2 separate regions of the Homo sapiens genome follow, and region 1 is linked to region 2. Evidence: read pairs that join two places in POLR2A ChIA-PET (ENCODE). Cell type or tissue: MCF 10A. All regions are shown on one strand. Each heading gives the region's core, and the rest is flanking DNA. Links, peaks and the distances in the headings are about the cores only.

The links. ChIA-PET counts read pairs that join two places held together with the same protein. Peaks named below come from ENCODE experiments on the same cell type or tissue, not always from the same donor. Only the 100,000 strongest peaks of a DNase experiment are listed, where the experiment ranks them.
Region 1: POLR2A ChIA-PET joins it to region 2 with 5 read pairs; 5 of 35 experiments call an interaction of 5 or more read pairs at or near these places.

The regions. Positions count from the first base shown.
Region 1 is chr5:178,747,368-178,750,185 of GRCh38, reverse strand. No RefSeq gene overlaps it. Among named protein-coding and RNA genes, the nearest start is that of ZNF354A, 18 kb to the right of the region's middle. In MCF 10A, for the core only: no CTCF peak of the experiment used is centred there; no DNase peak of the experiment used is centred there.
Region 2 is chr5:178,643,665-178,646,482 of GRCh38, reverse strand. No RefSeq gene overlaps it. Among named protein-coding and RNA genes, the nearest start is that of CLK4, 18 kb to the right of the region's middle. RefSeq lists an enhancer at 1,929-2,818. In MCF 10A, for the core only: no CTCF peak of the experiment used is centred there; a DNase peak (open chromatin) is centred at 1,452.

The sequences.
Region 1 (2,818 bases), core at 108-2,607, 100 kb before region 2:
CGTAGACATAAAACTGCTGTACTCATTGGGAAAGATGAAGAAAAATACAGCAATCAGAACAGCAACTTTCACAAAGACAGTTGACAGCTCCATGTTAACATGAAGCATTCTTCAAAAACAAGTTGCTCCAGTTTCTTGTAGATTTTCCAGTGTCCTAATGCATGCTCTCTGGAGTTCTAAATTGCTTCTTAAACACTTCAGAACATACGTCTGGAAATCGCCGTTAGTGAAACAGAGTAAGTGCAACCATTTCCTCGGTGCCCAGAATCCACTGTATCACATGCGCACACTCTAGACACACGTATCTCATGTATGACTATTGCATTTAGTTTTCAAAAGTCCATTGGCATAATTTTCCCTATTACATTTGTTTCTGACAAGTAAAAATGTGAGATCTCAAGAGGCAGATTCTCAGAATGAAATAAGGCTTAGCCAGCGATGTCCCCCGCTGTGACAGTGTCAGCCCATTCTAACACAGTGCTAGAATTACAAACACAAATGCACAAGGTGTGCAGAGCATTGCAGTACTGGTTGTGCTGAAATCCAAGACTCCTGAGGATTACACACGTTTAGCAAAAAGAATGATTTGCCTAAGATCCAGGTGTTCAAAAGAATTTCTCCAATCTGCTTTAGCTTATTACTATGTATGTATTCTGTTTTAAATGAGAAATGACAGTCATTTTTTCCAGAATAATAGAACCACAGTGACACTTGAAGTAAGTCCAGTGATCCTGATATGATTATAATAAGAATAATAATTATTATTTTGAGACAAGGTCTCCATCTGTTGTCCAGGCTGGAGTGCAGTGGCACAATCAGTGCTCACTGCAGCCTTGACCTCCTGAGCTCAAGCAATCCTCCTGCCTCAGCCTCCCAAGTAGCTGGGACTACAGGCATGCACCACCATGCCCAGCTAATTTTTTTGTATTTTTGGTAGAAACGGGGTTTCATCATGTTGTCTTAAACTCCTGGGCTCAAGTGATCCTCCCACCCTGGCCTCCCAAAGTGCTGGGATTACAGGCGTGAGCCACTGTGCCTGGCCTATCATTATAATTAGTGATTATAAGACTAAGTTTTCCTTCCAATGTCCACTTTTTTTTAGTTTTTAAAGAAAACTAATATAATAGGGTACCTTCTCTAGTATCATATTTGAAATCATCAAGCTAGTTTTCAAATCTACATCACTTCTAATTATTTATTTACAACTCCTCAGTGTAATTTGTGAGTTTCCTGGGCTGAGAATACGGGTGTAAAGGACTGATGGTATCAGTTATTCGGGAGTGTGGAATCTTACCATTCTCGATTTGGTTACCCGCTCCACACTCTAATTTCTACATGGATATTAGTAGCACTATTTGAAGTTAACGTCGAGGAAAATGAATTCAGTGAGTAGGATTCCTTCAGAATTTTATGACAAGCCTTTAAAAACACATTTACAAAAACGTAGTTAACCATTACTCTGCTAACTTATAATATGTTAATACCTTCCTGTAACAGTCTGAATTCACATACTTTGCAAAATGACCAATTTACCAACACAATTATGATTTTCCTGCATTCATATGAAATAATTTATACTTATTTTAACACACTGTTTTATATGTGTATGTGTGTGTGTCTATGTGTGTCTGTGTATATATGTATACACACACATCAGCAACAACAAGCCAAAATCTATTAAAATACTTTCAAGGCTGCACTTTACTTAAATCTGATTCAATGTTGTTGAGCTAAATAATACAAACCTAACCTGGTTTAACAGTCCATTGGGTGTGATTTTCTTTGGGGTTTTGGCCTATAATATGATGGATTGAATTTGAACTTCGGTCATGCAGGGGATATGGAAAGTCTGTGAGACCTTTTTTTTATTTTTTTTATTATTATTATACTTTAAGTTTTAGGGTACATGTGCACAACGTGCAGGTTTGTTACATATGTATACATGTGCCATGTTGGTGTGCTGCACCCATTAACTCGTCATTTAGCATTAGGTATATCTCCTAATGCTATCCCTCCCCCCTCCCCCCTCCCCCCACCCCACAACAGTCCCCGAAGTGTGATATTCCCCTTCCTGTGTCCATGTGTTCTCATTGTTCACTTCCCACCTATGAGTGAGAACATGCAGTGTTTGGTTTTTTGTCCTTGCGATAGTTTACTGAGAATGATGGTTTCCAGTTTCATCCATGTCCCTACAAAGGACATGAACTCTTCATTTTTTATGGCTGCATAGTATTCCATGGTGTATATGTGCCACATTTTCTTAATCCAGTCTATCGTTGTTGGACATTTGGGTTGGTTCCAAGTCTTTGCTATTGTGAATAGTGCCACAATAAACATACGTGTGCATGTGTCTTTATAGCAGCATGATTTATAATCCTTTGGGAGACCTTTTGTAGACAAGACAGGTAGATTTATCATGAGTGATTTTGGCACAGGCTATTGTGAATATATTATGTTTGTAATATACAGGGAAATTAAAGGGCCAGCCTTCCTGATTAATATGTGACATTAGCTGGAACAATGGAGTCAGTATCAGAGTTCCCTTTAGTCAGGAATACATAATTGATTTGTGGGCAATTCAGGATAAAAACAAATAGATTTGATTCATTTAAGCCCAACAAACTATTGTTAGCAATCAAAAATACCCCCAAAAGAGAAGGGGAAAAAACTATTTCCAAATATTGGGAGCTTTTAGCACCAGCTAGAACAAAAATGGTGGTGGTTAGGAGAGCTAAGTAAGCTATCATCTATTCTTTATGAGTTTCTTGATGTAAAATGTACTCCCTAATGTTGACAAGCAACAATTTCACACTAGTTC
Region 2 (2,818 bases), core at 282-2,781:
TTGGTTGAGGTGAAAGGCAGGAGTGTAAGAGGGGCATGGGAAACATGCAAAACACTGTAAGGCTTACGCAGTGGCCCACCGTCACTCTTACCTACATTTAATTGGCCAAGTGACATGGTTGAGGCCTGTACCAATAGAGCAGGGCATTATCCTCTTCCCATGGACGTTGATAGAGAAGGAGTGAATATTTAGTAAACAATAATGTAATCCACCATGCTCTTCCTCAACTAACAAAGGTGATTAAACATACTTATATCCACAGGATAACCCTGGTTTTTCCTGAATCCCTACGGTGTGTGTGCACACAACATAAGCGCACATGCACACACACACACACAAACAATAACAGAAAGCAGAAGATGACATATTCTAAAATCAAGAATATTAGATTACCATCACAACACTCCTCTATAGCTCCTGCATAACTAGTAATACTTTTCCTAGATTCATTTTACATTGAAATAAAGTGAGAACAGGTACTTTTATTAAATAATCAAACCCACTTATGTTGATTTAGTTTCTTTCTTTTCTTTTTTTGAGATGGAATTTCGCTCTTGTTGCCCAGGCTGGAGTGCAATGGTACAATCTTGGCTCACTGCAACCTCTGCCTCCTGGGTTCAAGTAATTCTCCTGCCTCAGCCTCCCGAGTAGCTGGGATTACAGGCATGCGCCACCACACCCGGCTAATTTTGTGTTTTCAGTAGAGATGGGGTTTCTCTATTTTGGTCAGGCTGGTATCGAACTCCCAACCTTAGGTGATCTGCCCACCTCGGCCTCCCAAAGTGCTGGGATTACAGGCATGAGCCACCACGCCCGGCCCGATACAGTTTCTTTTCTTAAGTCTCTCCAGTCACCTTTCCCTAGGCTTGAGGATTGGCATAGCAGGACAGAAGTTACGAGAACAATGCAGGCCCTGAAGAGAGGGCTCCTCTCCTTCAAGCTGTGGGGCATGTAAGGACATGGAGACGAGGACCAGTGGCAACAGAGTTCTTGGCAGAATTTCTTAAGTAGAAAGCATTTCTTATTTAGGGAAAATAAGATGAAGGTGCACAATGCCACTTCGTATCAAGGGTGGTGATGGAGCGGGGCCCACCCTGCACTAGATCCAGCCAGTTCTCCACATGTTCTAATTGGAAACCTGTGCCCCACAGTAGCAGATGTTTCCCAGCTCTTCCAACCACATTCCCCACAAAGTACTCTCTACCCTACAGGAAGGAGAACAGAAAGGACGGGAAGTGAGCTATTGGCTGTCAGGACACAAAGGCAGCTGCAACCTAGTTGAGGAGATCAGAAAGACCTACGTGATCCCCATCCAGCTAGAAAATGCTTGGGAGAGCAGGAGCTACCAAGCTCCCTTTCACTGAGCTTCCTCCACTCTCCCCTGAAATATCCTCTTCCTACCTCTCAGATTGCCACCCTTTCCCCATATGTGTCTGACAGCCGAAGTTTCCTGTGACTCAGCTCACAACATGACACTACCCCCGCCCTCCTTCTCAGCTACTTAAAAAGGCAAAGATTTTAACAGAGTCAGGTGGAAGAATATGCATCAACCCCAGCTGTAAGGATGAAGAAGCAAGCCAATGCTCCCATCACCCTTGCAATATCATGCATTACCATGATCCCTTCCCCTTCATTCACCATCACACACACACACACACACACACACACACACACACACACACACACACTGGGAGGGGCTGCAACCACTACCCCTTGTCACTCCCCAAAGGACCCACCGACCACCCCTGTCTTAGGCTCTGGCACACTGTCACTCCTACCCACATGTCTGATTATAGGCATGTCATCACAGCTGCTCTCAGTGAACAAGTTCATGTACACAGACGTCTCCATCTCCTCCTTCTGGGAGTAAAGCTCTCTAGGGATCCTTCTGCTCATCTACATGCCTTATAACTGACCCCCACGGTCGCTGTTCCAAACGTACTATGCCCCCAAATAGTAAACATGTTCTCTTCCCTGCTCTCACCTTTTCTCCCAGCAAGTCACCTCTGGTACCCTTCCTGATATTAGAGATGTTGTCCTTGTTCCAACGTCATGTCTCCAGTGCAGAAAAGGGCTTTTCAGGTCACCTTTGATGACCCCCAGACAGCCACCTGGTGTTCCTCCTTGAATCAAGGAATTTGCCTGCAGCAGCATGAAGGGGAATAAAAGAGTGAGGTGAGATTGGTGGGCTCCAGGTTTCCCACGTGTGACTCAACTAATCCCCAAACCTAAATTACAGGCTGGTGTGTAGAGCCTTCACCATGAAGGCCCTTGGCAAATATTTAGATTGGTTTTAAATAATCAAACAATTATTTATAGGAAGGCATAATAATTATATATATGTTCTCAGGATGAGTGGATAGCTGCTAGGTTTTCTTTCTTTTTTTAGATTGAGAGATATAATACATATACAAAAAGAGCAAATTAAAATATATGGTAGAAAGCAGGGCTCAACAAACTTCTTCTGTAACTAGCTAGATAATAAATACTTTCATCTTTGGCGGGCCATACATTCTGTCATAACTATTCGATTCTGCCACTGTAGAGGGAAAGCGGCTATAGACAAGAGGTAAGTGAATGGGTGTGGCTGTACTCCAGTAACACTTCACTTACAAAAACAGTCAGCAGGCCAGATTTGGCCTGTCTGGCCGTAGCTTTCCTATAGTGTCTTAGTCCATTTATGATGCTATAAGAAAATACCACAGACTAGGTAATTTACAAATAACAGAAATTTATTTCTCACCATTCTGGAGGTTGGAAATTCCAAGATCAAAGTACTGGCAGGTTGGGTGTGCCTGGTGTGGACCTGGTCTCTGCT